Regions from separate parts of the Mus musculus genome. Here regions 1, 2 and 4 are each linked to region 3. The links are chromatin loops, found by intact Hi-C in ENCODE. Cell type or tissue: left cerebral cortex. All regions are shown on one strand. Links, peaks and the distances in the headings refer to the core of each region. The heading gives the core; the rest is flanking DNA.

What was found. Peaks named below come from ENCODE experiments on the same cell type or tissue, not always from the same donor. Only the 100,000 strongest peaks of a DNase experiment are listed, where the experiment ranks them.
Region 1: a loop joins it to region 3, with 2.9 times the contacts of the local background. A loop is called at or near these places in 14 of 42 quality-filtered maps.
Region 2: a loop joins it to region 3, with 2.3 times the contacts of the local background. A loop is called at or near these places in 3 of 42 quality-filtered maps.
Region 4: it touches region 3 in a loop (5-fold over the local background); 8 of 42 quality-filtered maps call a loop at or near these places.

What each region holds. Positions count from the first base shown.
Region 1 is chr5:24,981,584-24,989,481 of GRCm38, reverse strand. The region is part of intron 3 of Prkag2 (protein kinase, AMP-activated, gamma 2 non-catalytic subunit); the gene reads left to right. It overlaps 1500035N22Rik (RIKEN cDNA 1500035N22 gene), which reads right to left and starts at 3,640. Exons shown (of 2, transcript NR_166410.1): 1 at 3,446-3,640. In left cerebral cortex, for the core only: CTCF peaks have their summits at 3,077 and 5,738 (motif pointing left); DNase peaks (open chromatin) are centred at 3,175, 3,658, 4,095, 5,739 and 3 more places; H3K4me3 peaks cover 1,240 bases; H3K27ac peaks cover 3,974 bases.
Region 2 is chr5:25,079,011-25,086,908 of GRCm38, reverse strand. All of the region lies in intron 1 of Prkag2 (protein kinase, AMP-activated, gamma 2 non-catalytic subunit), which reads left to right. Among named protein-coding and RNA genes, the nearest start is that of Gm42232, 17 kb to the left of the region's middle. In left cerebral cortex, for the core only: a CTCF peak has its summit at 4,164; DNase peaks (open chromatin) are centred at 1,524, 4,185, 5,142 and 6,173; H3K27ac peaks cover 3,657 bases.
Region 3 is chr5:24,904,595-24,912,492 of GRCm38, reverse strand. It overlaps Prkag2 (protein kinase, AMP-activated, gamma 2 non-catalytic subunit), which reads left to right. Exons shown (of 16, transcript NM_145401.2): 5 at 4,101-4,170. It overlaps Prkag2os1 (protein kinase, AMP-activated, gamma 2 non-catalytic subunit, opposite strand 1), which reads right to left. Exons shown (of 7, transcript NR_040684.1): 4 at 7,777-7,845; 5 at 6,210-6,377; 6 at 5,965-6,053; 7 at 5,644-5,787. Among named protein-coding and RNA genes, the nearest start is that of Prkag2os1, 6.0 kb to the right of the region's middle. In left cerebral cortex, for the core only: CTCF peaks have their summits at 2,934 and 4,187; DNase peaks (open chromatin) are centred at 3,866, 4,465, 5,220, 5,865 and 1 more place; H3K4me3 peaks cover 2,782 bases; H3K27ac peaks cover 2,036 bases.
Region 4 is chr5:24,681,140-24,689,037 of GRCm38, reverse strand. Nub1 (negative regulator of ubiquitin-like proteins 1) reads right to left here and starts at 3,223. Exons shown (of 15, transcript NM_016736.3): 1 at 3,016-3,223. In left cerebral cortex, for the core only: a CTCF peak has its summit at 3,472; DNase peaks (open chromatin) are centred at 2,820, 3,252, 3,853 and 4,279; H3K4me3 peaks cover 2,087 bases; H3K27ac peaks cover 2,286 bases.

The DNA of each region.
Region 1 (7,898 bases), core at 1,011-6,010, 78 kb before region 3:
TCCAGGAGGTAGGCTACCAAGAAGTGGGGAATCTCTCTTCCAGGATTTGATGCAGAGACTTCAGCAGGGTGGAGACACTTTCTGTAGGAAGCAGGTGCCCGCCCATTCCTAGCCTCAAGGGTGGAAGGGGTCAGAGGCCCAACAGCCAGCATACATTTTAGGGTCTTATCCAGCAGTCACAAAAATTCCAGGTCAGAGGCAAAACCTAGTACTGCATTACTGCCATTGGGGGCCAGAGACCACCCAACACAGCCTTGGCCAGAGACCACCCAACACAGCTTTGGCCAAAGACCACCCAATACAGCCTTGGCCTTTTTATTGACTGCTTTCAGATAGGGTCTCATTATCCAATTCATTCCTGTCTCAGATGGGCTCAGGTCACACATGTTGACACCACATGCTGCGATACTTGGTCTTTTGATCCACATCCCATCTCTCTCTCCATAAGGCTGTGATGCCCCCCACTCATCAAATAGCAGACCATCTAGAAACAGCCCTTGACTCCCATGGGCTGGAGTGAAGTGTTCTTCTTCCTGCTTCTGTGAGAGAGGCCCGTGGAAGCAATCTCGGTGATGGGGAGGTCCACCATGGGTCTTTGAGAAATTCTCAGATGCTTCAGAATAATACAAACACGCACAAGCTCCCCCAGATGTGTTTCTGTTGCCCAGCTCTTTATTGTGTAAACCAGTAAGAAGATGATAGATATACAGATGAATAAATTATAGATGATAGATAGACAGACAGGATGGATGGATGGATGGATGGATAGATTTTTATGGTATGATAGACATTGATAGTTGTCCTAATATGGTTTCTATTGCTGTGATAAGCACTATGACCAAAAGCAACTTTGGGTAGGAAAGGGTTTATTTGACTTACATGTCCTAACCACAGCCCACTATTGAGGGGACTCAGGGCAGGAACCTTGAGCAGGGGACTGAGGCAGAGGCCATGGAAGAACGCTGCATAATGGCTTGCTCTTCATACCTTTCTCAGTCTGCTTTCTTATACTACTGAGGACCACCTGCCCAGGGAATGACACCGCCCATAGTGGGCTGGGCCTTCCCACTTTGGTCATTAATCAAAAAAATGCCCTACAGACTTGTCCACAAGCCAATATGATGGAGACATTTTTCTCAATTCATCTTCCCAAATGACTCTAGCTTGTGTCAAGTTGACAAAAACAAGAACTAACCAGTACAATAGTGAAATGTACAGATAGATATGTGTAGATAGCAGACAGACAGACAGACAGACAGCTGCATGGAGATAGAAGATAGATGATATATGGTGTTTTCATTTATTTTCCTTTGTTGTGAAGAGACATCATGACCAAGGCAGTTGTAAAATAAAGTATTTAATGGGGACTGGCTTACACACCTCCTAATTATTCCCAAACAATTCTACCAACTAAGAACCAGGCATTCAAATATATGAGCCAATGGGGGCCATTTTATTCAAACCACCACAGATTGGGGGCTGGGTGGGTGGACAGACAGATGGTGTCTTAGTATCTGTTGCTATGAAAAGACACTTTGACCAAGGAAACTCTTACCAAAAAAAAAGTGTTGAATTGGGTCTTGCTTACAGTTTCAGAAATTTAACCCATTATCATGTCAGGGAGCATGGCGGTACACAGGCAGACATGATGCTGGAGAAGTAGCTAAGACTTCTAAGTCTGGATTCACAGGCAACAGGGAGAGAGAACTCTTGGGCCTAGCTTGGGCTTCTGAAATCTCAAAGCCCACCCCCAAATGACATACTTCCTTCAGAAAGGCCATACTTTCCCGATAAGGCCACACCTCCTAATCCTTCTAGGGACTGCCATTCCATGATGAACAAGCATTCAAATATGTGAGCCTATGGGGACCATTCCTATTCAAACCACGAGAGAGTGAGAGAGCGAGAGAGAGAGAGAGAGAGAGAGAGAGAGAGAGAGAGAGAGAGAAGGAAGGAGGGAGAGGGAGGGGGAGAGAGGGAGAGAAGGAGAGGGAGGGAGGGAGAGGGAGGGAGAGAGAGAGAGGGAGAGAGGAAGAGGGAGGGAGAGAGACAGAGAGACAGAGAGAGAGAGACAGAGAGACAGAGAGAGAGAGCAGAGGAACAGGGCAGTAGGAGTTCTTTAGAATGTAGACTAGCAGTGGAGAAAGCAACCCTAAGATGGGAGAAAATGACCCTGCACCCTCATCTCTCACACTCAGACAGGATGCTCTGTGGCTGAAAGCTTGGTGGAGGAGGACATGAAAATATTCCACCAGCAAGAGGCAGCCCTGACCTTGATTTTTCAGGACAGGACAGATGGTGACATTTAGAGAAAGAGAAGCAGCTTCATCCTGGGGAGCTACCCACAGCCTGGGCTGTGTGAGGGCCTGAGGAATCTAGCCTTGGGGGCCTCAGACCCCTTCCTCTGCAGTCTCCCTCCCTGAAGCAGGGTCCACTCCCCTCCAATGGGCTTTCTAGGAAGGAGCCTCCCTGTGCCGTGGGGACGAAAACTCTTGGAAGTTAAAGAAAGGTAAAGACAACAGGGGAGCGATGGGTGTTGCTGCTAATACTGAGGGTCATTTTAGATCTTTTGTTTAGTTTTTGTGATGCTGGGGATAGAGCCAGTCCCCGAGACCCCTGAGGCCCATGGAAACATCCACAGAAGCCAGTCTTTGTCTGCCCCACCTGCGTTACCTTTCTTCTCCCTGGAAACAAGAGCCAAGCTTCTGCCTGATCTCTCCTTTCTCCTCTGCCTCCTGAGCAGCCTGGCATTCCTTGTCATGCCGCTCCCCCCCCCATGGCTGTGACACACCCCCTCCTCTGGGGGACTGTAATACACTGTCTTTCCAGAGGAAGCTCATCCCCTGACCTCACTACCCCGAGTCATTAGAAAACTACATTTTAAAACACATTTCCCACTGCCTGTAAACCTAGACATTAATTGTCCTGGCTTCTTTTTTTTTTTTTTTTTTACACTTTGAGTGCAGCGTTGTCTCAGGGAGCTCGGCAGGCCACAGTCTACATAGGACACAGATCATACACCCAGCCTTTGAGGATGGCACGCTCAGTCTCCAGGTTCCTTCTCATCTGCTGGGCTCAGTCTGGGGCCCCTGGTGGTAGGTGCACACAGAGGCAGCCTTAAAAGGTAGGCAGCCTAGGGTGGGGATGTAGATCAGTAGGTAGATAAAAAGTGTGCACAAAGACTTGGATTCCATTCCCAGCACTATATAATTATGATTGCTCATGCCTGTAATCCCAGCACTCGAGAGACAAAATAGCGAGATCAAGACTTCAAGGTATCCTTGGCTACAGAGTGAGTTTGAGCCTACAGGAGACCCTGACTCAACAAACCAACACTGACAGCCCATTCCAATCCCCTGCCTGCTACCCTGGGCCCAGGCAGTGCATGCCAGCCTGCCTCTGCCTATTGTCTAAGAGCTGCACAAATGTAGGACTCTCTCCTCACCTGTGATTGAGCTTGGCACCCATTCCCAGTCAGCTCTTCTCACGGTTCCTAGTTTGTATAGTCTCTGCTTCCTAGCACACTCAGCCTCAGCCTGCCCATGGCACTGCACGCCATGAGGACAGGAGCCAGGAACCCCCAAGAACAGGGCCGCTCCATCCTCCAGGGCTGCATTTCTGTCAGGATTTCTCTGTGACTGGGAACCGGAGCGGCACTGGGTTTGTAGCCACTTGCCGTTGCTATAGCAACCCCTGACTTACACCAGCTACACACTAAAAATAGATCATCTTGCCCCTAATATAGAAAAATGAAGGAAAATGAGAGCAGGCAGGACCCTTCCCATCCAGTTATGCGCTGATGCAGCGGCTGGGTCTCTGTATGCGCGCACCCACTCAAGAGTAGAAAGAACAGGATGGAGGGGACACACTAGAGTGTCCTCAGAACTGCTGTGGCCTGGCTCTTCCCCATGTAGAGGCCTCAGCTGTCCTTTGTTCTGAACTAAAGCATTCAATAGTAAAGCACAGTTTACCCAAGGCGGGTTGTATGTTCCAGACAGCCTCTTCATGTACCCCAGGCTAGCCCTACCCTCACATCCATCTCCTGAGTTCTAGTCTTGCTGACGGGCACCCTCCACCTGGCCTGTTCAGCTTTTCAGTCTTACTTCTTCTGTGGGTTGTGTTTTTTGGAAGGTAGGGCTGCTGTCGTTTGCAGAACAGACAGCGTGAGAGCTCCTAGCGACAGCATCTGAAGTACTGAATTGCTTGGGAACGCTGTGACACAAGTGTTCCCCAGGAGTGAGCCTGGGGAAGGAGAACCTTCAGGTACTTGAAGGACCACCCATCCTCCTGGGGAGGAAGTACTGTGGGAAGACAGACCTCACCACTCTAGGACCAGCTCCTCCCTGGGATAGCAATGGCTCTCGATGCATTCGATCACGTTGTCCGAATCATGAAAGTTCAAAAACATTTCAAAATGCTTGAAGATTGTTCTGGAAGGGGTTGTGCAGGAAAGAATTGGGACCTGTCCCTACGGAGTCCGAATTGTGGCTGTCTGCCTGTCGTATCTGAGACTTGTTGATGGCATTTCCTGTGGTGGAATGAGTCTGTGTCCCCCTGAACAGCTGTCTGCACACAGTGGGTGCACTGTAGCCTTCCTTGTTCTTGGGAGCTGTTTTGTTTGTTTGTTTGTTTGTTTGTTTGTTTTTAAGGTGATGGGAGATGTGTGTGGGGCTTCTCAGAGCCCCTGGCTCTGCCATGGGGCTGAAGTGGTAGTGGACATTTGTGAATATGTAGAGCTATGCTTGGAATGTGGTGACTTGCATGTTAAGACGAGGACCTCTGCCCATAAGCCAGGGACAGCCAGGAGGGGCTGGGGGGCTTGGATTTGGGCCTTTGTGGGAAAGCCCACTGCCAGGAACCAGTGGGGAGACACCCTCCGCTTCTCCCATCCCCCATCTCTTCCTCCTCCTCCTCCTCTTCCTCTCTCCTTTCTCTCCTTCCTCCTCCTCTTCCTTTTCCTTCCTCTCTGTATCCCCCACCTTTATCCTCTTCTCCCTCTTCTCTCCTCTCTTCTCCTCCTTTTCTTCTTCATTCTCTTTCTTCCTCTTCTTTCCCCTCCTGTCCTTCCCCCCTTCCCTCTCCCTTCTCCTCTAACTTCCTTTTTGTGACCAACAGATAAAACTTTTTTTTCATCATCTGGAGCTGCACAGCTTGAGAGAATTAAGCACATGCTCATTATGATGCCAGCTCGCCCCCCACCCCCCATCCCTCTTCCACTCTCAGAATTCATCTTCCCAAACTGCCTTTATCACACAATGATCCTTCCCATCTCTGGCACCCCTCAGTCTACTGTCTCTATGAATCTGATCATTCTGGGGCCCTCACAGAATGAAATTGAGCCGTGTGTTTCTCTCCATCTCTTCTGTCCGATGCCCTTAGGTCCTTGTGGGCCACAGTACATATCTGTGCTGTGTCAGGTCTTCCTGAGCTGTGCTGGGTTTCTCCCATGCTTTTGGAGGCTCCCCCATGCTCTCATACCTTCCACACACCCTTGAAAGGCTGCGTAATATTTTGCCATTTGGAGACCCCTTTTGTACATTCAGTCATGTGTCACAGAATATCTGAGCTGTGTCCCCTGTGACACCAGCCTCCCTCCAGATGTGATGAAGCAGCTGTTGTCCCTGTCCTCTCAGCCTGGGACTGGGCACAGAGCAGCCAGCTCACTTCCTTGCAGTGAGGGCATTAGGTCTCTGCTAATGGTGGGCACCACATCCCCACACAGCCTCGCTCAGCGCCCCCTGGTGGATCTAAGCCAGGGGTGCTGCACTCCTGCCAGCCAGAGACACCACAGCCCACAGGACTCACTGCATACTTAAGTACCTGACCTCAGACAGCCCAACTGAAGGTTCTGGGGCACAGATGGACATAACACCCCCTACAGTCTGGTGTGGAAAGCCGATGTCCAAGCTGCTCTGCTTTGCAGTCCCATGCAACCCTCTGTCACACTGTCTCCTTCAAGACCCTAGCACCTAAGTGTGAGTCAGTAAGCCAGGCACACACCCAAGCTCATGCAGGCTCTACAGTACAGGGGACATCATAGAAAAGGTCCTTAGAGAAAAGGAGCCCAGGACAGTTCCCAGGAAGGAAGATGTGCAACTCACAGGCACCATCGGGCAAGGACCAACCCCAATCACCAAGGGCCTGCAAGCTTCCCAGTCCACAGGTTCTAAGCAGCTGGCCCACAGGTGCTGTAAGGGACAGCAGGGTCAAGCAGCCATCAGAGCCCTGGGTCAGTCTGTAGTTCAGAGAAGTGCATCTTGTAGTTTCCAGAAGTGAAACAAACAGGAACGATCTAACATCAGATTGAGTTCAGGTGAGCAAATGTAACTCGAGTCATAAAGACTGACTCCAGCTAGGGAACGGGCTCAGTTAGGAGGCTGCTAACTGTGCAAGTGTGAGGACTCAAGTTCAATCCCCATCCCCAGTTTAAAGAGCTGGGAGAGCGTGTTGCTACACACTTATGGGAAAGCAGAAACAGGAGAATTCCTAGTGCTTACTGGCCAGACCAGTTTAGCCAAAACAGCAAGCTCTGGAGCAATGCTGTCTGGAAAGATAAGGTGGACGGCCCCTGAGGAACACAACCCAAGGCTGACCTCCGGCCTCCATGGGTCCGTCTGCGCATGCAGGGACACACATGCACATCAGCACACACACATGCAGGGGAAAGGAAGCAGGGCAAGGGAGAAGAGTTAAAGTTTAGCTGTTCAATCAGTTTCCAGTCAGAACCCCCAAGTAAAAGAGCAGCTGGGTCTGCCCTGACGGACCCCAACACCAGTGAGCAAGTGTACCGCAAAGCCTTCTTCCAGCAAATTCTCCACAAAGGCTTGTCCAGCCCTTATCAGGGTGCCTGTGCATTAGGGGAAAGGTTGCCCACATATGGAAGGAGAATGCCCCCGGTGCCCTTAATTAAGGGGAAAGGGCACAGGGCTGTCGATGGAGGCTTTCAGAGCCAGCTGGAGAGTTGACAGGCAGTTAAAGAGCTGAGGAATGCCATTTAATCAGACTGGGTGGTGTCTATCTAATCAGTCTGGGTATGTGTTAGCAGCACACCCCAAATAAAGTGCCAGTGACAGCCCTGGTTGGCTAGTGTTGAGCTGTCTGCTGATGGCGGGAAGGCCACAGCACATGCTGCTGTGCTCCTTAAACCCACAGAATCTCTTGAAGCAACAAGCCTAACTGTCTCTGTCCCCACCAGAGCCTATTTCAGAATAGATGTGTTTCTGCCCCCACCCCATAACAGTTAAGCTTCCCCCCCCCCCAGTCCTTTCTGGGGGCTCTTCCCTCACTGTTGGAAGTGAGGCTTTGCTACAATAAGGAAGGCTTAACTATTATGGGATGGGTGCAGACCCTTCTGGAATGGAGGTTGCTGGTGGCTCTGGGGTACTGCAGGTCAAGCCCAGGGCCACAGGCATGCTGAGTAGGTTCTTACCACCGAGCTTGCCCAACCCCGAGTGTGGGCTTTGCTGTAGAGTGGAGGAAAGGGAGCCAAGGGCAGTGTGCCCTTGAGACTGGAAAGGAAGAGCTTGGCAGGCTGTGGGGCTAGTCGTGTGGACAGAAGAGGACGTTTCAAACACTCCTTTCACCACAGAGCTGGCAAGCAGGTCTTTCAGCTCTCCAGTGCCACATGGGAAGTAGCTTTGCTCCAAAATGGCTCTAGCCAAAGCCCTGTCTTAATTATCCACAGTCTTGCGCTGTGCGGCAGCCACTGTGCTAGGTGTGACTGTAGTTTTCAGTGCACAGACAGAATTATGAACGGCTGGAGTAGGTTGCTTGCAGGTGACGCTTACCTCTGTTCAGCCCCACACCAATGTTTTGGGGGTTGTCTAAACATGTGTGTAGTTAAATAGGTATTACATGGTGATATTTAGATATTCGAAAAGGACGGAAGAGTATATGGT
Region 2 (7,898 bases), core at 1,210-6,209, 170 kb before region 3:
CTCAGATCTTCAGTGGGCATGTTTTATGGGAGTGATCCATCCTTGGCTCCCTGTGAATAGGTATGGGGCTTAGAGTGTTTCCCCTCCGGTGTTGCTGTTTGCTGTCTCAGTTTGCTGTGGGAGCCCTGGGAATGCATCCTTCTGTACTAAGCCTTGGGGCTACAATCCATCAGAGCCTTTGCTACCACCTACCTTCCCCTTTGCTGTCTTCTTTCTTTCTCTGTTGTCTCTCCACCACTGCCCCTGTCCTCCCTTTACTTCGTCTCCTAAGAGCCAAATTTCACCAGGTGGAAAAACCTGCCTTCTGACCCAGTTCTAGGGCTTAGTGTAGTTGCGGCAGCCAACCCTGGGACACTGTGGTGTGCTCAGCAGGACTGCATCTTGGGCCAGGGTCATCTTTGAAAGAGACTTCCACACTAGTCTTTGCTGGACACCATTCGGCACTTGGCATCATGCCAGCCTCTTTCAAGTGTTCTGTCACTTAGCCAATCACAGCCTGACCTGATTCTGCTTGTTGCCCAATTCTATAATCATGGAAATGGAGGCTCGGAAGGGATGAGTCATTGCCCAAGGGACACAGCTGGTGAGGGCCGGGCTGAAGTTTGAACCCAGTGGGTTGCCTCTTAAATCTATGTTGGTCTCCCTCCCCACCCCCCACCCCCAGTGATATTTCTTCTTGCTTCTCTCTACATCCTACTTGGGGGAGATAAAGAAGGCAAAAATATCTTCTCAGGCGCTGCCAATCCCACAAGAAATGTTGTGCTTGAATGGATGTGCCTGGCATACCTGCTCTGGCTTCCTTGGGATTATAGGCCTTGGGTTGATTAGGGATAGAGGCTTTGTGGATCCAACCTCTCTCCTGCTGCCCATCACTAGCTGGGTGACTCTTGATAGGCTCCTGGTTTCTCTGAACTAAGGAAATGGCGCCATACAGAGAGGGGAGCCAGAAGCAAAGGAGAACAAATTAGGACTTCAGAAAGAAAATCATCTTTCTTGCACGACAGCTGAGTTGTTGCCTACCTAGCTGGCATGCACAAAGTTGTCCCCAGAACTGCAGAAACTGACCTGGTAGTGTGTGCCTGTCAGCTCAGCGAGTGCGAGGTGGAGGCAGGAGGATTGGAACGTCTAAGTTATTCTCAGCTACATAGTGAGTTCAAGGCCAGCCTAAGCTACATGAGACCAGGCTTCAAAAAAATATAAATAAAATATAAATAATCTTTCTTCATTTACTGGAGATACACCAAGAGTCACGTGTGTTCCAAATCTGGCAAGAGCAGAGGGCCTGTGTGTGTGTGTTGTTGTTGTTGTTGTGTTTTCTCCCATCCCTGACGATTTTCTTCCCTTGGGCATTGTCATCTTTCCGTATTGGAGCATTCTTTTGGTAGTGGAGATGATGGTAGTAACTGTCACTGGCACAAGGTAACTTCTATTTAAGCAAGCAAACAGGCCATCTCCATGGGATCCATACGGTGGAGATGTGGGCGTGGTTCTGGGTCTGTTCCCATCATGCTGGTTTCTGCCTACAAGCTTCCCTCCCTGTCCTGCCCACCCACTTTTTCCTTATGGTGCAGTCGCATGCAACTGTCTGCCTCCTGCGACTCTGCGTGAGAGCGTGCTGGTGCTGGGGGCTGAGCCATCTGCTTACTCAGGCTGTATGGACCCACGTGGGTGGTGAGTGGGGGCCACTAGACCAGTGTCCCCCGCGCATATATGAACAGTAGCACCTACAATCATGTGAGGCTGTCCCCGTCCTCTGTTAGTCTTCTCTTGCTGTGACCTTGAGCATGACCCTGGCTTGAGACTGCTCTTGCTGCCCATTGCCCTTAGGCAGTGCCATGAGAATCCCCAGTATGGCCCGTGAGCTGGGCATCCTGATTCTAGGCTGTCCGTACCCTGAGTTCTGACCTTGGGGCCGGAAGTCCTGAATTGTCCTTATTTGGCTCTGTAACTGAGGCACCGTCAGAGGGCCCCAGGGCCCTGGCTATACGTGGTCTTCAGGATGCCTGGTACTCCTCAGACTCTGACTGTTAGTCCGTGTTCCTTGGTAGCTAGATTCCCATTGCCTGGCTTTTTGGCAGGGTTGTTACGTAGCTCTTGTCTCTAGGCACCGAGAATCTGTCTCCACGTGCTTATGACACAGCAGAAGGGTTGCCCAGAGATGCTCAGGGAGCCTTCAGCAAAGAGACACATGCAGCCATGATGGGGTCAGAGACCTTGATAAATTCATTTCCTCAAGCCCTAAAATATAATGTGTTTCGAGGGATTGGAGGGTCATATGTGTATATGTACAAATATTTGTATTCACATGCGCATGTGTGCACATGTGTATTTATGCATGTATTTGTAGGGAGGCCATATAAAAAGATATACATGCATGCTATAGTATGACTCAGACTCTAAATACAAAATTTAAATACTTGACGGTTTTAAGCCCAGTTAAGGGTCAGCTTTGCTCTCTGTTAGATAGGAGCTAACAGGGACAGTGACATTGGCCATGCAGAACAAGAGTGGGTTAGGGTTTGTCTTTGAGTTCTTGGCTAGTCATCCAAGGGTCTCTTGCGGAGGTGGGGGTGGGGAAGCCTAGCATGGAGGTCCCAGCTTCCTCACCTACGAAGCAAGAGGCTTAGGTTCTACTGTGGACACTGGAAGGAAGCAGTGCGGTCTGATAGAAGAGCCAGAGCTGGGGTGAGAGGCCCTGGTGTGAGGCACCGTCTGCTGAGCAATGAAGAGCAGTGGACGCTAGCAGGTTAAAGTGGACCACGTCCAACAGGTGACTAAACAGAGAATGAGAGGCTTACAGGGTTAACCAAGTGTGTGGCCCAGCCACCGTGTGGCCCTGCTAGAGCCACGTTAAACAGCTGAGCTGTGCAAAGCATTCCTCTGAAGCTGTCATCTGCCGGCTCCTCCTGAAGCCTGCTGAACTCTGATGATGTCACTTCCTTTCTCCAGGCTCCTGATACACTCACGCAGCAGTGTGCCCTCCTTACACTCACCCAGCAGTGTGCCTGCCCTCCTTACACTCACCCAGCAGTGTGCCTGCCCCCCTTACACTCACCCAGCAGTGTGCCTGCCCTCCTTACACTCACCCAGCAGTGTGCCTGCCCCCCTTACACTCACCCAGCAGTGTGCCTGCCCTCCTTACACTCACCCAGCAGTGTGCCTGCCCTCCTTACACTCACCCAGCAGTGTGCCTGCCCTCCTTACACTCACCCAGCAGTGTGCCTGCCCTCCTTACACTCACCCAGCAATGTGCCTGCCCTCCTTACACTCACCCAGCAATGTGCCTGCCCCCCTTACACTCACCCAGCAATGTGCCTGCCCTCCTTACACTCACCCAGCAGTGTGCCTGCCCTCCTTACACTCACCCAGCAGTGTGCCTGCCCTCCTTACACTCACCCAGCAATGTGCCTGCCCTCCTTACACTCACCCAGCAATGTGCCTGCCCTCCTTACACTCACCCAGCAGTGTGCCTGCCCTCCTTACACTCACCCAGCAGTGTGCCTGCCCTCCTTACACTCACCCAGCAGTGTGCCTGCCCTCCTTACACTCACCCAGCAATGTGCCTGCCCTCCTTACACTCACCCAGCAGTGTGCCTGCCCTCCTTACACTCACCCAGCAGTGTGCCTGCCCTCCTTACACTCACACAGCAGTGCGCCTGCCCTCCTTACACTCACCCAGCAGTGTGCCTGCCCTCCTTACACTCACACAGCAGTGCGCCTGCCCTCCTTACACTCACCCAGCAGTGTGCCTGCCCTCCTTCTTCCGAAGGCCATGCCTAAGGGTACCATGTGGCAATCCAGCCCTTGGTGGTCATGATCACCACTTGTTTTTAAAAGGTATCCCCAACATCTTTGTCAGGGAAAGGCAGAGAGAGAGAGAGAGAGAGAGAGAGAGAGAGAGAGAGAGAGAGAGCAAGAGAGAGAGAGGGAGAGAGGGAGAAGGAGAGAGAGAGAGAGAGAGAGCAAGAGAGAGAGAGAGATCCAGATTTACAGAGAGAGCTCTTGGAATTCCATGTTGTGGAAGGTTGTTAAAGTTTTGCCAGTGCTGGAGTGCTGGCCCAGTGGAGTCTGTGCTATTCTCCCTCTGTTTCTTCACTGCTCTGAAATAGACTGGAGACTGAAGAGGGAGAGGTCATGGTCTGTGCAGTTCCTCCAAGCCCCAGGCAGGGGGCAACAGCTCCAACCATTTCTCTCCCAGTCCTCCCAGGAGTCCAACGGGACTAAAGCATTCATAATGTAGCTATATGTTCCTGTGTGGCCTGGGTATCTGGTTGCTTCTCAGGACCTAAGCTTCCCTTGCTGTGGTTAATAATCTGGAGGCATACCCTAGGAATGTTGTCTTCCGGATAACAAATACATCTGCTCATGTAAAGGCCACAGTCTAGGGATTCTCTATTCCTACCGTCTCACACATGCTAACAGTGTCAGTTTGGGTAGGCTGTTGCCCCGTACCCATGTATCCATCTGCTCACTGATAAAGCTGTGTTCATGAGCAGCATGGTCCAGAGCAGGCAGTCTTCTGGAATCTGGGGTAGACTGTGGAGTGGGGTGGAGTGGGGTGGAGTGGAGCTAAGAGTCTTCCTTGGAGCCCTCCTCCTTCAGCTCTGCTCAGGGCTCACTGGGCTATCCTACCGCTGCCCCGCCCCTGGATGAGCAGGAGGACCTGGCTCCCCTCTTACTAACCCACTCAGGTAGGGAGGTGTACAGTCTGTGTTTGGAGGCAATAGGTGGAAGGTTTGTACATGTGGAAGAGAACAGAAGATTGAGATATTTGTTACATGAGATTCAGAGGGATCTATGGATGCAGAAAACATCCTGTGCTTTTGTTTCTAGAAGCATCTACCATGGCCCTTCTGGCCCATCAGTCTTCTCTAGTAGTCAGGGATGACCTCCCTTGGGCATCAAGGGTTAAAGGTTAAATAATGAGGAAAAATCCAAAAGCCAGCAGGTTTTGCTGAGCTGGGAATGTGGAGATGTTCCGGGCAGTCGCCTCTGGAGAGAAACCAGGCATCCAAGGCAGAAGGAAGGTGAGGACGGCCCCGAAACAGATCCCCGCCCCACGTGCAGCACTGCAGAGGGTGTCACAGCCGGTGTTGGAGCAGAGGACGGAATAATGAGGGAGGAGGGTAGGCGAGCAGGTTCTAGAAGAGGAAGTAGTTTAGCAAAAGCAGAAGCTGCCTGTATGCCAGCCTACACGCCCAAGGGCGGCGGAAAGAAAACCCAGAGCGCAGGCGCCCTTCGGCAGCACCATCACTTGCTTCAGTTTTGGAAGGCTGTGTTCCTGACTGCCACTGGAAGAGGCCTGGCTTAATTACAGTAACCTGACTGAAATCCTTCTGGCATGAGCTACAGTCTCCGTCTCCCCAGCTCTGGGTTTGTTTGGTTTTCCGTATTTCCACCCCTCAGCCTGTAAATGAAACCTTCCATGCCAGTTGTCTCAGTGGTGAGGATACAAGTGCCCCCCTTCAGTTGACTTTCCTCAGACACTGAGAAGGCAAGATACTGAGCACACTGCTGGTGGAGAGTCTCTGACCATGGTGTGGCTGCTCGCTGAGGGTTTCTTCTCTGTACTGACAGATTTTGCTTCCAAGAGGGGAAAACTGGTCTTCAGCCTCTTCCTGAATCTCCCTGACCCTGGACAGAATTAAACTCGGTGACTTGGAGTTGGGAAGATGGCTCAGTGGATAAAGTGCTTGCCAGCCTAGCCTAGTCAATGAACCATGGAGCCCAGTGGGAGATCCTGTCTCTAGAGCAAGGCAGACAGCTCCTGAGGAGCTACACTTGAAGTTGGCCTCTGGTCTCAACACACACATGCATAACACATGTGTACACATGCAGAACACACCCACCTGTCCCTCCCACGTGACCCTGTCCTGCCCCCCACACAAGATAACCTCAGTGGCTGGAATGGATTTACCCTACCACTGTCTGGCCTCTACATTCTCCCTGGCACCCAGTTTTGGGTGAGGCGGGACAATGGCGGCTGAAGGAGCGCCTTTCCCTGGACCTGTGGCAATGGAGGTGAGGAGAAGAGCAGGACTTTAGAGGCTGCCCATCGGATTCAAGCCCAGGCTCAGGATCCCTCTGCTTGGTGTGAGCCTCAGCCCGTTTATCCGGGAAGGCTGGTGGCTTCTCTTGAGCTGTGCTTTCCCACTTCCTACAGGGTGGATCACCGCCAACTTGGGCTATTCTGAGATAGAGCCTAGAACAAATTCACATTTGCCTGATGCTCTCTTCTTCTCTCCCTAGGGAATGTTGCCTCTGCTGGCCAGTTTCAATAAAAGAGCACATTTGATCCCCATGTTTCAGTAAAGGGTGCCCTATGGACACGTTTTCCTCCCCAGGAAGGAATTTGAATTAAAGAGTTAAGGCAAGTCTTCAGCCAAGGTCTCCCATGGTTGTCAGAAGTGCCTAGAATGGCTATGGACTGGCATGGCTTCCGGCCTCTGTCTTGCCTCATTCTCTAGGCCCTTCACTGTGTCCTCTCCATGTCCCTTCACCTCCTCAGGGTCATTACCTCCTGAGCCTTGCAGCACTCACGGTTTCTACACAGGTCCCAGAGTCCAACAGGGACTGTGTGACCACCTCGTATTCTAGAGACTGATAGGCAGCGGAGTGGAGGGAAGTGGCAGGAATGGGGTTCCTGGGGTCCCAGCTGTCAGGATAGAAACACAGCTCTCGCCTCCAAGGCGATAAGAGGGAGTTTATTCTAGAGCCAAATATGAATCAGCATGGCCTGAGAACACAGATTCAGGATGCCCCAAATTCCATGTCCCATGTTGTGACTGTTTGATGAAGTCTTTATAGTAACAGAGCAAGGAAGGTCAGAACAAGGTGTTTTTCCAATGCATCGGTGGGGATATCAGGTAGGCAGTTGTGGCGAGCCCGGGGAAGCTCTGCTATAGGCCTCAGATGCCGCCTGATAACGCTCTCAGCCTTGGTCTGAAAAGTGAGTGCGTTCCAAGGACTTTTGCCTACTAATCACAAGGACATTAGCTCAGACATGGGGGTGGACAAGGAATGGCTGCCGAGGCAGCTGAAGATCACCAAAGATAAGTTGTAATTTGGCTCCCCACCTTCAGTGTTTCAAGTTTCTATCAGCACCAAAGGACTAATCAGTTCATTGGCCTGGCAGAAGGTTCAGTGGAAGGTATGGCTTCCTTCTGGGAACCTTTGTTCACACAGCCCACTCAGCAATGGCAAATGTTAGGGGGATTGTGTACCCCAAAAGGTACATGGGGGCTGGCTCTCAGCTCCCCCTTCCTGATAGGCTCCCTGCCAGGAGTCAGCCAGAGGAGTGACTGCTTGGCTCTCTACTACAGAGGCATGAAGTGTATTGTGTGAGAACAAGGCTAAGCAGTGCCTAGGCCTGGGATGTGACTGGCCAGGCCCAGGCACTGAAGCACTTGGACGTCAGACTGGCCCATCCGCACATTGGAAGCAAAGGAGTAATCTTTAGAGAGTGAACCAAGCCTCAGGAGAGGACCCCAGGACAGGAGCAAGAGGGAGCAAGGGACGTCAAGGAGACAGCCTCAGGTGGATGCTTTGTGGGGGGGTCCCAAGAGCCCATGGACTCATGGATTGGGAAACTGAAGACAAGAGCTGGAGGAGGTGACTTAAGACAGAGACAGAACGGCTCCTGGAGAATGTCAGACATAGCCGATTTTCCCTCCTAACTTGGGTTTTTAATCCTGTCAGGCCCAGCTCACCTCAGCTCAGCACCCCAGAGGAAGAGCCAGCAGCTCCTTTTGCAGGCCCGACCTGGGAGGAGTGTCTCTGCCAGCGCCTGCTCAGCTGCACGGTGTGTGCCCACAAAGACACTAGATTTCCAGAGACTGGGATTAAATTAAGGCCACTGTCTTCAGTGTCCTGGTGTTTTCACTGGGAGATCCCCAAAA
Region 3 (7,898 bases), core at 1,638-6,637:
GCTAACCAGTGCCACAGCCATGGAGTAACCCAGTCCGCTGTTCGTCAAATGTTAAACATGAAGTAGCCAGTAGAATATGACCCAGCAACTCTATTCCTGGGTATTTAACCTCCCAAAATGAAAATTCATGTCCACAGAGACATATGAGCATGAATGTTTATAACAGCCAAAAGGTGGGAACCACCTAAACGAAAAGTTCATCGGCTGAGGGATGATGGTCTAGGTGTGATATCTGCACGGTGGGAGATTATTCAACAACAACAAAGGAAATTTCAGAAAGCATCAACAAAAGACAGCACTACAGATAACCCCTTGAGTCTGACCTCTGGGTAGGGACCATAGAGATAAAAGTGGATTAGCCCCACGTGGAAGTGAGCAGGCAGCAAGACGTAAGGTAGTGGATGTGCAGTCTCCCTTTGGCATGGTGAAAAGATGTAAACTTGGTTGCCGGACTCTCAATACACGGAAAACCACTGCACTACAGGGTGAGCTGTTTTTCCCAATAAATACATTTATTAATCCCAATTGTCATTTCTATGAGTGTGTCATCTTAGAAACATGAAATCAATGTATGACCCTTAGAAATGGCTTTAATTTCACTTAGTACAATTCCTAAGAAACTTGTCCAAATTTTATTTGAGACAAGGTCTCACCGTGTAACTCTGGCTGGCATGGACCTCATTATGTAGACCAGGCTGGTCTAGAACTGGTAGAGATCCACCTACCTTTGCCTCCTAACTGCTAAGATCAAAGATGTGCATTACCATGCCCGGTTTGCCCAAGTTTTTGTACAAATGATTGGTGGACCTTTTAAAGTTTTAGCATGATGTGCCATGCATAGATGGTTTGCTGTATTTTAACCAGTCAGCCATCGAATGGTATCTGTAATTCCCAGTTGAGGCTCTAGAAAAGCAGCTGCTGTGAACATCATCCTTGTATAGCTTTTGGTGTGTCCGTTGTTGCCCTGGGGTAAATACTCAGGAAAACACCCGATGTGTAACTGTGCAGCTTCAGAGGAAACCGGCAAGGTGGTTTTCTGAGCACTCTTTTATTCTGGATTTTTTCAAATTTATTTTTAATTAGGTGCACATGTGTGCAGGTCTTTCTGTGATCTGTGCACATGCATGCAGATGCCCTCAGAGGCCAGAGGTGTCAGATCCCCTGGAGCCAGAATTACAGGCAGCTGTGAGCTGCCTGACTTGAGAACTCAGGTCTTCTGCAGATGGGCTGCAAGCATTCTTAACTGCCAAGCTGTGTCTCCATCCCTCTCTGTTTTTCATCCCCACCAGCAGTGCAGACGGGTTCTGTTTCGTTCCATCCTCACCAGCACTGGACCCTATTTCAGTGTTTACTTCATTCTAATGGGTGTGTTTTGACAGCACGTGCAGTGGATTTGTATGCCCCTCTTCTGTGTACTTATTGCCAGCTCTGTCCCACCCAATCCTGGTGAATTGTCTCTCCATTCCTTCTGTCTGCGTCCCGACCAGCTTTTCTGGGTTTTCAGCATCCTTTTATATTCAAGACACTAGTCATTTGTTGACTATGTGGTTTGCAAATATTTTCTCCCACTTTGTAGGTTTAATTTATCAAATTTTCCCTCTTATGGAGAATGTTTTCCATCTGAGCCTCTTTGCTTAATCCTAGGTCCCAAAGATCTTCTCAATTGTTTTCCTAAAAGGTTCACATTTTGAGACCATGACCCAGTTTGAGATAATTGTTGAATAACATTGGGATAGTTTGGGTTGTCCTCTTTTGTTTGCTCTGATGGTTGATAACCAGCGCCCACTGGTAGTTAGGAGTGCACCTTCTTGCAGTTATCAAAGCTTAGGTTCACGTATTTGCTTGGATGCATTCCTGGTGTGCTGTTGGCAATTATATCTGTTTCTCCGATAAACACAACACTGATTACTGCAACTATACTGTAAGCTTAAAAAAAAAAAAAAGATTTGCTTTGGTTGGTTGGGTTTTTTGAGAGAGAGTCATCTTGTCTTCTTTTGCAGGTGGGGCTGTTGAAACAGGGTTTAATTGGGGTAACCCTGGCTGTCCTGGAGCTAGCTCTGTAGACCAGACTGTTCTTGTACTCACAAAGATCCGCCTGCTCCTGCCTCCCCAGTGCTGGGATGAAAGGCATGCTCCACCACACCCAGCCTGCTTTTATTGTTTGGTAATTTGTGTGTATTATGTCTCTCTCTATGGATTTGAGCCGCAGAGGCCAGAAGGCCCCGAGCCTGGGGTTGCAGGCAGATAAACTCCAGGGATGTGGGTGCAGGAGAGTGCTGGGTCCTCAGCCACTGAGCCCTCTCTCCAGTCCTCACTGCAGGCTTTAACAGTATGAACTGGGACCCCTCCCACTTCAGTCTAGATATTTCAAAGCTTGCGCCTTCCAGTGTGCGCTTTAAAATCAGCTTATCTGTGTCTACGAAACAGAATTCCTGGGATTTTGACAGGAATTGAAAGAAACCCAGCGATGACCTTGGTGGCTAACTGACATTATGCTAGATCTTCCAACCCCTGAATGTGGGGCACCCCTCCCCCTTGATTACCTCTGCATCCACCTCACGAACTGTGCAGTTTTTAGATATAAACTCTTTATGTAGCTTCCTGTGTTTAATATATTACCTTTCCTTGCCGAGATGGTAAACAGCATTTTGATACCAGCTTCCACACATTTGTTTTTATTATATCAGATGCAGTGTCTTGATCCTATGATCTTGCTGATCTTCCTGATTGTAGGAGTTTTGTTTGTTTCCAATCTTTGGGATTTTATACATGAATAGCCTACAATTTGGATGGTTTCGTTTCTTTCTTCCCAAGTAGTGTTTTAATATTTTAATTTATTCTTCTTTGAGAACTTTATACATGCATACAATATGTTTTTTAAAGAATTTTTGTATTTTATGTGTTTGCCTGTATGTATATATGTATACCATCTGCACGCAGTACCTGTGAAAGCCAGAGGGGGCATCAGATCCCTGGAACTGGAGTTCCAGACAGCTGTGTGATGCCATGTGGGTGCAGCAAGTGCTCCTAACCACTGAACCACCCCCCAACATACAATGTACTTTGACCATACTCCACCCTCCCCTCCTCCTACTCCTCCCTCATCCCCCACCCACATTCTTCCCCCAACCTCAAACCCTCTTTTCCAATCTGCCTTTTATCCCTGGCTCTTGGTTGGGTAAGACAGAGCTCTGAAACTGTGCTCCTAAACTTAGAACTGTTCAGGTTTTTTTTTTTTTTTCACTACAAAGCATGACAAACTGCATTTTTTTTTATCACAAAACATCTTAACAAAACTTTTTTGGACACTTTAGATTTAGGAATTGACCCAGCAGCTAAGGCTACTAAAGAGGTTTCTACTTCCTGCTTCTGGGCTTGTAAAATTGACAAGTTCCCTCCCAGGCCGGTAGCCAGGCAGGTGCTGGCCATCGGCAGGCAGCCTCCGGGCCCTTCCCGGCAGCAGACGGCTGCCAGCCTTGCGGCCTGCCAACCGGAGTTGGTGATAGGGAAGTCTCAGATACCCAAGTCCAGGGTGACGGGCGTGCCCGGGGCCAGATTTAAATTGTGTGAACTTCTGGCAGCAAGCTGCGGCGGTGAGGAAAGAGCTAGCTGAGAACGGAGGAAGCCAGTTAAGAGATCCGCCGCGGGGGGGGGGGGGGGGGGGGAGTGGCGAGTGCACGAAAGCGCGGGCGAAGCGCGGCCCCGAAGGCGGCCTCTCCTTTTAAGGGAGCGGTTCGCCGCCGGTGCGGGGCCCCAAGAGGGAGGCGCGCACCCGCCGAGGGTGCCCATGGACCCACACCTGCGCGAGGACGCGCGTGTCCGCTGGCGCACGCGGACGGCGAAGCACTGGGGCCGCCGCTCCCCCTTCCCACGCTTGCTTGCTCGCGGGCCGTACCAAAGGCGCAGGGGGGAGCAGAGCGTGCCATCGCGGCCCACCTGCGGCTGCCCGGCCTGGGCGGGGACGCGCTCCACCCTGGCCTGCCGCGCGCTCCCGCCGCCGCCGCGCGCGCCCCCCGCCACTGCAGGCCCCTCCTCCCGATGCGAGAAGCCCGAGCGCCGCGGCCCATGCTGATCGGTGTCCTCCTCCTCCTCCCCCTCAGGCGGTGCTGGCGGCGGCCCCGGGACCCGCGGAAGCCGGCATGCTGGAGAAGCTGGAGTTCCAGGAGGAAGGTGAGTGCGCGACCCGCGCCCTGCGCTGCCGGCGGCGGGCATCGGGACTGCAGCCCACTCCGGGGAAACACCGGGCTCCCGGGATGCAGCCCGGTTCCCGGGGACGCAGTCCCGCTCTGAGGAAAGCACCCGGCCTCGGGGAAGCAGCCGGGTTCCTGGGGATGCAGCCCTGTTCTGGGGTTGCAGCCTGGTTCTGGGGATGGAGCCTGGTTCCCGGGGACACAGCCTCGCTCCGGGGATGCAGTCCGGTTCTCAGGGAAGCAGTCTGGCTCCGGGAAATGCAGCTCTGCTCCAAGGGACGCAGCCGGGTTCTGGGGGACGCAGTCCCGATCCCGGGAGCGGCCGCCCGCGCGCTCCAAGGGACGGCCCTTTTGTCCTCCGCACCCGAACTCGAGCGAGAGTCAGGTGTCATGCAGCCCTAATTGTGCATGTCACCGCGCGCCCCGAGGATACCCTGGAATCATATGGACAGCCCATGCCTTCAAATAACAAACCGGTTCCCTTATCTGTATTTGTGGAAATACCTCCAGTAGGGTGTGTCTCCCTTCCCTCCTCCCCCTCAAATGGGTAAAGTTAAATCGGCAAACCCGAAGTGGCTCACTGAACTGGTTTGAGACCAAGCGACCCCCTCACACTTGACCATTCTGTCTCCTCTCCTGCCCTATTTTTAAATAATATCTGCTTACAGGTAAATAGCCCGGATCTTATTTTGAGGCTGCTAACATTTAAACGGGGAAGTCGAAAACGAACTTTATATAGATGCATGACCATTTGAAGACGATAAAAGGCCTTATGCAGCCTCCTGTACTTCCATGATTTATTTGGAAGCTGTTCCTTTTTCCAAGAGTACTGACAAAAAAAATGAAGGGCCTGGAACAAAGAATGCGCTGTGTGGGTGCTGTCCCTTGTGCCAACTTTACTTTAATACCCCTGTTCATTGATGTTCAGGCAATTACTTAAGTAAGCATGCTCAGCCAGCTGGGGAGTGCTACCCTGATAGCATTAGGCCTGTTGTAGCTTCGCTGTAGCACTTCAGATGTGTTGGCCTAAAGATAACGCATCTATAGAAATGTCTTCCTTATTAACAAATGGTGCACTTCAGAATTTTCCTGAGCTTTGTTTGTGGTTTGTCCTGTCAAAAGATAAGTCTGTGTCTTCATTTGGATGCACCTCCTAGTCCCTCGGTGTTCCTATATTGCACAGCAGGTAGTGGCTTCGGGCTGCCCGGTTTGTGTTATGGGATGTCTAAACCTGTAGAGACTGAAGTGAGACCTCCCAGAGTGGAGCTTTATGTGGGAGAACCCAGACTCACATCCGCAGCCATCTCTTACTTGGCTGGCAGGCCCCCAGACAAGTGGCGTGAGTTCTCTGCTTTGAGGGTTCCGTGAGATCACCTGCACCGTGGCGTTCAGTGAGAACCCGTAGTCAGTGCTTTGTAAATGTGACTTTCATTAAGTGCCATTAGCCAAAATCCAGACTCTAAAAGGCTTTTATTGGTGAATCTTAACATGGGGATTCCGCTTAGTATAGATTTCGTGGCTTTTCTCTTTCCTTGAGATTCATATTATGTGCATTTCTCAAAGTTCGCTGTGTGCCCACTCTTCACCCCTGGATAGCCTGCGAACGTGCAGTGTGAGAGCAAGCATGTTAAAAATAAAAAATGTTGAAAAGGAGCGCCCCCTTTCACCCAACTATTTTTATCTGTGTTACTGGCATTACTTTTAAGCTGAACCTCACAAATAACCCTGTCAAATGTTTCTAGAGTTCTAAGAAGGCAGAATATTAAACATTTACTGTGAAGCTGAACTGGAAGAGGGAGTGGTGCTGGCGGAATCATCCAGAACAGCGCTTTGTTCCCCTGGAACTTTAAGTTGTTCATTCATCTGAAATTCAGAAAAGCTACTTGTTTGAAGGGGAGAAAGAAGTTGCAACAGTGAGATATCACACCTTGACGCATCCCGGGAGCTGGTGCTAGCCCTCCACAGAGTAGGTCCGGACTGAGTATGCCCCGTTTACCCTTGGGTAACCTTCCTTCTTACCCAGTTAGTATCTTCAATTACACATCTGGAGGCATGACCTAGAGATGAACATTTGTTATTCAGAGACGTACATGATGACTGGTAGTGCTGTGCCAAAGCTGTTTTTCTATTTTCTGATAAATTTCAACTCTGTTCCAGTCATCGGAAGGTTCAAAGGTATTAGTAAAGCTGGAGGAAAGAAGAGGGGAGGGAGGAAGGCTGGCACAGCAGGGTCGGGGCCAGTGTAACCCTGAGCTATGAGAGGTGAGGGAGGGGGCCTGGCACAGCAGGGTCAGGGCCAGTGTTACCCTGAGCTATGAGAGGTGAGGGAGGGGGCCTGGCACAGCAGGGTCGGGGCCAGTGTTACCCTGAGCTATGAGAGGTGAGGGAGGGGGGCTGGCACAGCAGGGTCGGGGCCAGTGTAACCCTGAGCTATGAGAGGTGAGGGAGGGGGGCTGGCACAGCAGGGTCGGGGCCAGTGTTACCCTGAGCTATGAGAGGTGAGGGAGGGGGCCTGGCACAGCAGGGTCAGGGCCAGTGTTACCCTGAGCTATGAGAGGTGAGGGAGGGGGGCTGGCACAGCAGGGTCGGGGCCAGTGTAACCCTGAGCTATGAGAGGTGAGGGAGGGGGGCTGGCACAGCAGGGTCGGGGCCAGTGTAACCCTGAGCTATGAGAGGTGAGGGAGGGGGCCTGGCACAGCAGGGTCAGGGCCAGTGTTACCCTGAGCTATGAGAGGTGAGGGAGGGGGCCTGGCACAGCAGGGTCGGGGCCAGTGTTACCCTGAGCTATGATTTGGGAGCTTCCCCAGTCACTGCTCTCCTGGCTGCATCAGCTAGGCTTCCATCTTCTCAGTGCCTTTCTGAGCCCCCAGTGCTTTCTGCTGCCCAGCCCTGGTGTGCCTTCTCTCTGTTGTTTCACAGGCTTCCCTTTAAAGAGTGAGGCTCCAGGTCATGGGTCTTCAGATGCAGCAAGAGCGTGCATCCATCATCTCAGGCTTTGCATTAGCCACCCAGTTTGGCCCCCCCCCCCCTTGCAAGACAACAGCCCAAGGCCAAACATAGTAGTAGGGCTGGAATCCAAGAAAACGGATTTGTGAAATGGGGCGGCCTTGGCTCCCAGACGCAGCACAGCAAGCCTGCTCCTCTTGGTGCTCGGCCTGTCAATCACCCACCCTTTCTGCATCCTGCCCATCTTGCCACAGCTACAAGGTGCACCCCGCATCTCATCTTTTCTCTGAAGCTGCCCGACTGTGTGCCTGTCCCTCGTCCCCCTGTTCTGCTCTGCTGGTGTCTCCCTCTAACCCCAGCGGCCACCTTAAATGTCCATACTTGCTTTATATGCCCTGAGAATTCAGTGGTCTGATGAGCGCAAAGCCGTGAGACCAGAACATCTCCAGGGCCATCGCTTTATGGGTTTAAGCTCTGGGGCCTGTCACATCATTTTCCTGTTTGTGTTTATCTATCCTAATTGCCTTGAATTTATTTCTTGGCCAGGTGTGAACCTGGACATACTCTCGACTGCTATAAAGATCATCCCCCTGCAGTTGCATGCCCCGCAGTTCAGCCTGCCAGAACCCCTACTATTCACCAGCTTGGATGCTCTCGTAGGCTTGAGGTCCATTCCTGGCTCCCAGCCTGTTGTCCCCACAGTCTAGACCTGTAGAGAGGTTCAGGGTTAAGGTGACTTGCGGCAGTGGTGTTCCCCATCTG
Region 4 (7,898 bases), core at 1,148-6,147, 220 kb after region 3:
ATGCTGTCCTGTTTGTGTTAGAAGGGAGCAAACCAGGGCATTCTGCACTATGAGTGCTGGGTCCTGTTCTACGCAGCCCAGCCTCACCTCTCCACTTCTTACCCTGTTATTCTCAGAAAGACAAGGAAAGAGGCTGGCCAGACATCTCAATGGTTAGAGCACTGGCTATACTGCCAGAAAGAAGTCAGTTTGGTACCAAATACCCCCATGGCAATTCACAATCATCTGTAACTTCAGTTCCAGAGGCATCCAAGGCCCTCTTCTGGTCTACATACATACACGCACGCACACACACACACACACACACACACACACACACACACACAAACACACATATACACATACATACATACATACAGGCAGAATACCCATACACATAAGAAAGACAAGACAAACCCTTTAGTAACCCAATCTGTACTTTGTAAATTCTCTCACACTTGGCCACTTTAACTCAAAGCCTATGATTCAGCACAAGAGGAGCACATCTGAACTCTGACCTATCAGTACTAAATGCTCATACAGTTCAACTCTGAAGGACAGTTAGCGAGGTGTGGTGATGCACACCTCTACCCCAAGCTGTTGGAGGGCAGACAGGTAGATCTCTGAGGTCCAGGCCAGCCTGTCAAAAATCAGTCAGGCAATCAATAAAAGAATTTATGTGGTGATGCATGCCTTTAATCCCAGCACTCGGGAGGCAGAGGCAGGCGGATTTCTGAGTTGAAGGCCAGCCTGGTCTACAGAGTGAGTTCCAGGACAGCCAGGTCTACACAGAGAAACACTGTCTCGGAAAAAAATAATTAATTAAAAAAATAAATAAATAAAATGAAAGAATTTACAGCACTGCACCATTTCAGTCTTTGTTGCTTTGTTTAGTTTGAGATTTGTTTGTCTTTATAACTTGTTTCTTGGTTTTGTTTTCGCTGGTACTTCTGAGAGCACAATAGCACATCTCACTAGATTGATGTTGAGGCTAAATCACTTTGCTGCTGGAAAACCCCAGGCCCAGGTTTATAAAACCACAAAATGAGCCCAGGCCAGAACTGGCATGAGACAACTGCCTACGACATGGACTCTAGCTTGTCTCACAATCCTGTGCTTCTTGTCCTCAGCACTTCCCCTTTCTTACACAGGAGGTGTGACATAGCTTCCACAGGGTGGGGGAGGCCACTGAGAGCCTGGGGCAGCTGGTAGTCAAGTGTTTCAAGGCTTGCCAAATCAAACCAAATAGGAAGCTGCTCACTCCTCATTGGTGAACATGAATTCCAGAGAATGGAAAATATGTGAATTAATAACTTAAGTTTCAGCCTTCTAAACAGAATCCACCTGATCTTCAAGCCAACTGTGGTGACTTAAGCATTATTCCATAACCATGCTTTCAAAAGGGTGCTCAGATCTGAGATCGAGAAACAGGTCATCAGGATAGCCCATGGAGTAAACATTGTGTGTATGCATGTCAGACAGGGCGAGAGGGAAAGAGAGAGACAGAGGGAGGGAGAGAGAGAGAGAATGAACATGCTGTGTGTTTTTACTCACAAGCTCACCACAAGGCACTTAGGAGCCTTACAAATACAAGTCTATTAAACCTCCAGACACAGGACTCAAATCTATAGAAAAAAAATTTTTTTTTTAATTTTTCGAGACAGGGTTTCTCTGTGTAGCCCTGGCTGTCCTGGAACTCATTCTGTAGACCAGGCTGGCCTTGAACTCGGAAATCCATCTGCCTCTGCCTCCGGAGTGCTGGGATTAAAGGCGTGTGCCAGCACGCCCAGTTTAGAAACTGAGAAAAAGATTACTGCCATCTCCTAAGGAGGTGGCAGGGATAATTTACTAGTACCCAGCTATTCAGAAGGTTGAAAACAGCCTTTCAGACTGTACCCAGTCCACTGTCTGATAAAAGAAGCCAAGGCTATCACAACCCTTCATCTGTGCTCCACACTGTTGCTAGGTCTGCATCACGTAATATTTATTTATTTATTTATTTAGGTTTTTTGAGACAGGGTTTCTCTGTATAGCCCTGGCTGTCCTGGAACTCACTTTGTAGACCAGGCTGGCCTCGAACTCGGAAATCCCCCGCCTCTGCCTTCCAAGTGCTGGGATTAAAGGCGTGCGCCACCACGCCCGACTAAGTTTTTTTGTTTTTGTTTTGTTTTTTTTAAAACCATGACAGAGTCTCACTACTCAGCTCTGTCCTGGAACTTACTATGTAGACCAGGCTGGACTTGAACTCACAGAGATCACCTGATCATCTCTGCCTCCTAAATGCTGGGGCTAAAGGTATGCCATGCCCAGATTAACATAAAGATTTAATGTTGAACAAAATTAAACCACCGGCTTGATTATAGTTTTGCTCGCCTTTAGCGAATTCCAGGACAACCAGAGCTACATAGTGAGTCACCATCTCAAAAAAATTAATTAATTAAATTAAACCACTGTATTCAAACCTATGAAAATCCAGTTACAGGTACCAGAATGACATGTGTTAGGTCAAAAGGAAGAAAATCTAACAGCCCAGTTTTCAATTTTAATTGGAGAACTGTTTCATGTGTGTTGCTGGGCGTTCCAACGCAGAAAACACGTAAATCATCAAGATCAGCGCTCTGAACCGAAAGTGAAACCTTAGGCATCAATGTTGAAAATACCACTTTCACTTGTAGATCAATCGAGATTGCATACAACCTTACGCACATTCAACACGTTCCCTCTCGGGGAAATGACATGCCATTAGGGCCTCCTATTTAAAAGCAAGGGAAGGAGGCGAGGACAAGTGTGGGTCCAGAAAGCTTGCGTTCTCACACCCCGCGTTCCGCTGTCAGCCCCGGCAGTCAGCTCATCCAAACTCAAGCTGCTGGCTGGTGTCCATCCCTTCCCCTCCGCCCCGCCGCGACCCCCTCCCGCTTCCGCCCCAGCCCGCCTCGCCGCGTCCGCCTGGCCGCTCCTGCCCACCGAGCCCACGGCCGCCCCGGCCGCGCTACCAGGCCCAGGCCCAAGGCCCGGTCGCTGCCGCAGCCGTCTCACCTGCGCCACTGCCGAGCCAGCTGCGACCTGCCGAGTGCCCGGATGCGGCAAAGGCCGCCGTTTGTTTTCATTCCGGGTGAGGCCGGCCCCGCCCCCGGCTCCGCCCCCTCGCGCTGTCCGGAAGGCCGGTCGAGGACCGGAGCTGCATGGAAGGGTGGGGCCAAGGGGCTTGAAGGGCGATCTGAAGCATCGAACGGAAGGAAGCCCTGAAAACGCGGCTGTGGGCGGGGCTAGTATTTAATGGGCGGGGCTGATATGGGGCGGGACAACAGAGTAGATGGAAATAGGGAGAGTGTAGCTAGGGCGGGGCTGACGTGTAAGGGGGAAGAGAGACAAAGTGGTTGGGGCGAGGGCCGCGCTGAGGGTCAGGCGATCTGTGGGCGGGGCTGGTAGTTTGCGGTGGAGCGGATGTGGGACCGGGCGAGGAGGAAGATGGAGGCAAGGGCCGACTGTAGGTGGAGCTGTTAGGTGGAAAGGCAAGGCTAAAACTGGTCAAAAGCGGTGGGAGGGGGTCTGCTGTGCAGGGGGAAGAGGCGTGGTGAGGAATGGAAGTGAGGCAATGCTAGTCTTCAATCACGAGGTCTTCGGACCACTCCCAGACCGAGTTTTTCAGAGTCAGAGGAAAATGAGTCTGCCTTTATTTATTCCCCAAAAGCCTTGACAGAGCAAGACCTGTTTTCCTGAACCTTTTCTCGTCTTCCCTCTACTAGGCCTAGGGGATCCCCTAGACTAAAGGATTCTCACACTACCCTCCACAATCCCACCAGGATCCCCGCTCATGGTGAAGTTAGGTACGCTACCCATGCCTCCCTCCAGCGGCTACTCCCACCATGAGTACAGTAGATAGAGACATCTGCTTTGCTCAGCGCTGTGAAAAATGCATGTGCCCTTATGTCTATGTAAGGGAACAATCCAAACGGGCATAAAAAAATGAAGACGCCGGGCAGTGGTGGCGCACGCCTTTAATTCCAGCACTTGGAAGGCAGAGGCGGGGGATTTCTGAGCTCGAGGCCAGCCTGGTCTACAGAGTGAGTTCCGGAAAGCCAGGGCTAAACAGAGAAACCCTGTCTCAAAAAGACCAAAAACCAAAAACCAAAAAAAAAAAAAAAAAAAAAGGCCTTTTTTTTTTTAAATACTATGAGAAAAGAAACAATGCTCTGGTGTTGAGCCCCATCTTGCTGCAGACTGTGAGAGGAGGCCTGAGCAAGCCTGCAGGAGCCTAAGCAACCAGGAACCCCAGCGAGGAGTTTGCCAATTGCCAGCCTGCCAGTGAAGCTAGATCCATCATTCAACACCCGCTTCCCACACACGTACTGGAGAACCCAGAGCAGGCCTGCTTAGTCAGTCCAAAAATGCCTGGCCTCACTGTGAATCAGGAACTAAACAAATTGTTATTATGATAAGGATCAGATTTGCAAGTTGTTTGTTATGCCCTCCAAACTGACAAAGCTTTCAGAACCAAACAAAAGAAAGTGACTGTAAACCCAAGAAAACTGTATCTGTAGATAACTGTTTCCACTCTAAGGAAATTGATTAGTTCCAGCACAATCACGACTATATAGAGAAACCCTGTCTCAAAAAACAAAGAAACAAAGAAACAAAAAACTGCCAGGCGTGGTGGCGCACGCCTTTAATCCCAGCACTCTAGAGGCAGAGGCAGGCCGATTTCTGAGTTCGAGGCCAGCCTGATCTACAAAGTGGGTTCCAGGAACAGAGAAACCCTGTCTCGAAAAACAAAAATAAATAAATAAATAAATTTAAAAAAATAAAAAATAAATAAAAGAAAAGAAAAAATAAAGAAAGTTGGGCTGGTGAGATGGCTCAGTGGTTAAGAGTGCCGACTGCTCTTCCAAAGGTCCTGAGTTCAAATCCCAGCAACCACATGGCAGCTCACAACCATCTGTAACGAAATCTGTTGCTCTCTTTTGGAATGTCTGAAGACAGCTACAGTGTACTTACATATAATAAGTAAATAAATATTAAAAAAAAAAAGCTGAGTAGTTGTGGCTCAGGCCTTTAATCCCAGCACTTGCAAGGTACAGGCAGATGGATCTCTGAGTTCGAGGCCAGCCTGGCTTTCAGACTGAGTTCCAGAAAGCCAGGGCTACACAGAGAAACCCTGTTTCCAAAAAACAAAAAACAAAAAAAGAAAGAAAAAAGAGAAAGAAAAAAAAAGAAAAAAGAAAAGAAAAGAAATTTCCTTCTTTGCAATTAAATCAGAAACTTACCGTGCAAAGTGAAACCTGAGTCTTACCTCCCAAAGATCCTGCTACCTTTCTTGTTTTCTGTAGATCGGTCTTTCTGTACAGGAGTTAAAGGTTTTTTCATGATGTTAAGATAGCATATATTTTCATTTTTAAAACAATATTGTGATACAATACATATAGTTTATAATATTCAAATTTGAGTTATTTGATTCGATGCTTTTCAGTATATTTGAAGAGTTGTTCATTCATAACCAAAAATAATTTTAAAACATTTCATCACTTTTTAAAAAGAGTTATTCACTATGTATACAGTCTGCTTGTATGTATGCCTGCAGACCAGAAGTAGGCACCAGATCTCGTCACAAATGGTTGTAAGCTACCATGTGGTTGCTGGGAATTGAACTCAGAACCTCTGGAAGAGTAGCTAATACTCTTATCCTCTGAGCCATCTCTCCAGTTCATTTCATTACTTTCAAAATGAACCCAGAACCCACAAGCAGGGTGACACTTATCTATAATCTCAGCATGTGGAGACAGAGGCAGGAAGGTTTCTAATTCAAAGGCAGTATGACTCAGTCTAAACAACAATAGAAATCTGAACACATTTTATTCCCCCAGACTAACACATTTTATTCCCCCAAATCAGACCCTGCGTACCCACTACCTCCTCATCTCTGCCTTTGCCCAGAACCTGAGGCCACTAAGCTACTCTCTGTTCTTATAAAGTTGCTTGGTTTGGACACTTCATACAAATAATAGCATACAGAACCAGGGATGAGGTACACATTTGTGCTTGCAGTCTGAGGCTAGCCTGAACAAGCAAAGAGCATCACACAATAAATAATAATATGCTTTTTTTTCTCTCCTTTGGTGATGCAGATACAGGCCAGATTAGACCAGATTAGAAGTAGATAAAGGAGGCTCATTAGGAGGCAGTTCCTGGGTGCGTTCATTGATCTCAGTGGAGTTGCACATCCAGGCTAAAGCAAGGGGATTTTATAGAGTTTAGGCATAGAGAGATTACATGTCAGCCAGGAGCTGGGATTATGTCTGTACATGGTCAAAAGCTGAAAGCCAGGTGGTCTACAGAGTGAGTTCCAGGACAGCCAGGGCTACACAGAGAAACCCTGTCTAAAAAACCAAAAAAAAAAAAAAAAGCCGGGTGTGGTGGTGTACGCCTGTAATCCCAGCACTCCGGAGGCAGAGGCAGGCGGATTTCTGAGTTCAAGGCCAGCCTGGTCTACAAAGTGAGTTCCAGGACAGCCAGGGCTACACAGAGAAACCCTGTCTCGAAAACAACAACAACAACAACAAAAAAACAAAAACCAAAAACTGAGTCCCTGGGCAGACACTTTTGGGTGGGTTGCCTCTCAGTGTGTGTGTGTGTAGGGGGCCCTGAGGGCGGCGAAGATGGAGTGTCCCAAATTGTGCAGGTGTGAGCAGGGGTTCCAATCTAACAGTCTTCTACAACTGACTTTTTTCACTGACTTGAACATCTTCAGAGTAAATCCACATTGTGGTACATGTGGGTACTTTGCTCCTTTTATGCCAAATGATTTCCACTGTACTAGCCTGCTAAATTTTATTTATCCATTTACTAGTCCAGAAACTCTGGGACTGCTTCCTCTGTTGGGCACTGCTCCTCCTATATAAACACTAATTTCCAAGTTTTCCTTAGAGAACAGGCTTTCCATTCTCTAGGGTGTCTGGGAATAGAATTGGTGGTTCATATGGTAATTCTACACTTAATCATGGGTGTCGCAAGTGTGCAGGTGTGTGCCCATATGCACACATGTGGAAGCCAAGGGAGGATATTAGGTATGTCTCTACAATCTTCATCTTATTTTCTGAAATGGAGAGTGATAGAGGCTTTTTAATATGTGTTTGTTGCAGTTTTCCTCTTAACACAGCTAGCTCTCAAATAATTGAGACTGGACTGTTATGGTTATTTAATAGTGTTAAGGGCACAACTATTACTCTATTTTAATCCTCTGTAGCTAATCTGGCTACTTCCCAGTCAAAAATCCCAGTGACCCTTGCATACTGATCCTTAGTACTGATCTGGCTCTCTGGGCTCCAGGTGTTTTTTCATGGTGTCTCTTGAACTCTCTCCCCGTGAAGTATCCCCACTTCTTCTCTTTCCTTCCCACTTTCCCAGGCTGGGAGGAAGTCCAGCCCTATTCTCTCCTCTGCTCAGACATTGGCTGATCAGCTTCTTTATTGACCAATCAGGGAATAACTAGGGAGAAATGTTTTTGCAACCAGATATGGGGGCATAGAAACCAGCATTTGAATAATACAAGGATAATTTTTACACAACATACATAGAGCCTACATTATGCCTACAGAAGAGCCTTAGTTACTTGTCCTATTATGATAAACCAAAATAGTCAAAAAAATCTGATAGGAGCAGGAAAGGGTTTATTCTGAATTTCTTTTTTTTTTTTTTTAAGATTTTATTTATTTATTATATGTAAGTACACTGTAGCTGTCTTCAGACACACCAGAAGAGGGCATCAGATCTCATTACGGGTGGTTGTGAGCCACCATGTGGTTGCTGGGATTTGAACTTTGGACCTTCGGAAGAGCAGTCGGGTGCTCTTACCCAATGAGCCATCTCACCAGCCCCCTGAATTTCAATATAGACCACCACAATAGCAAAAACAAGGCATCAGG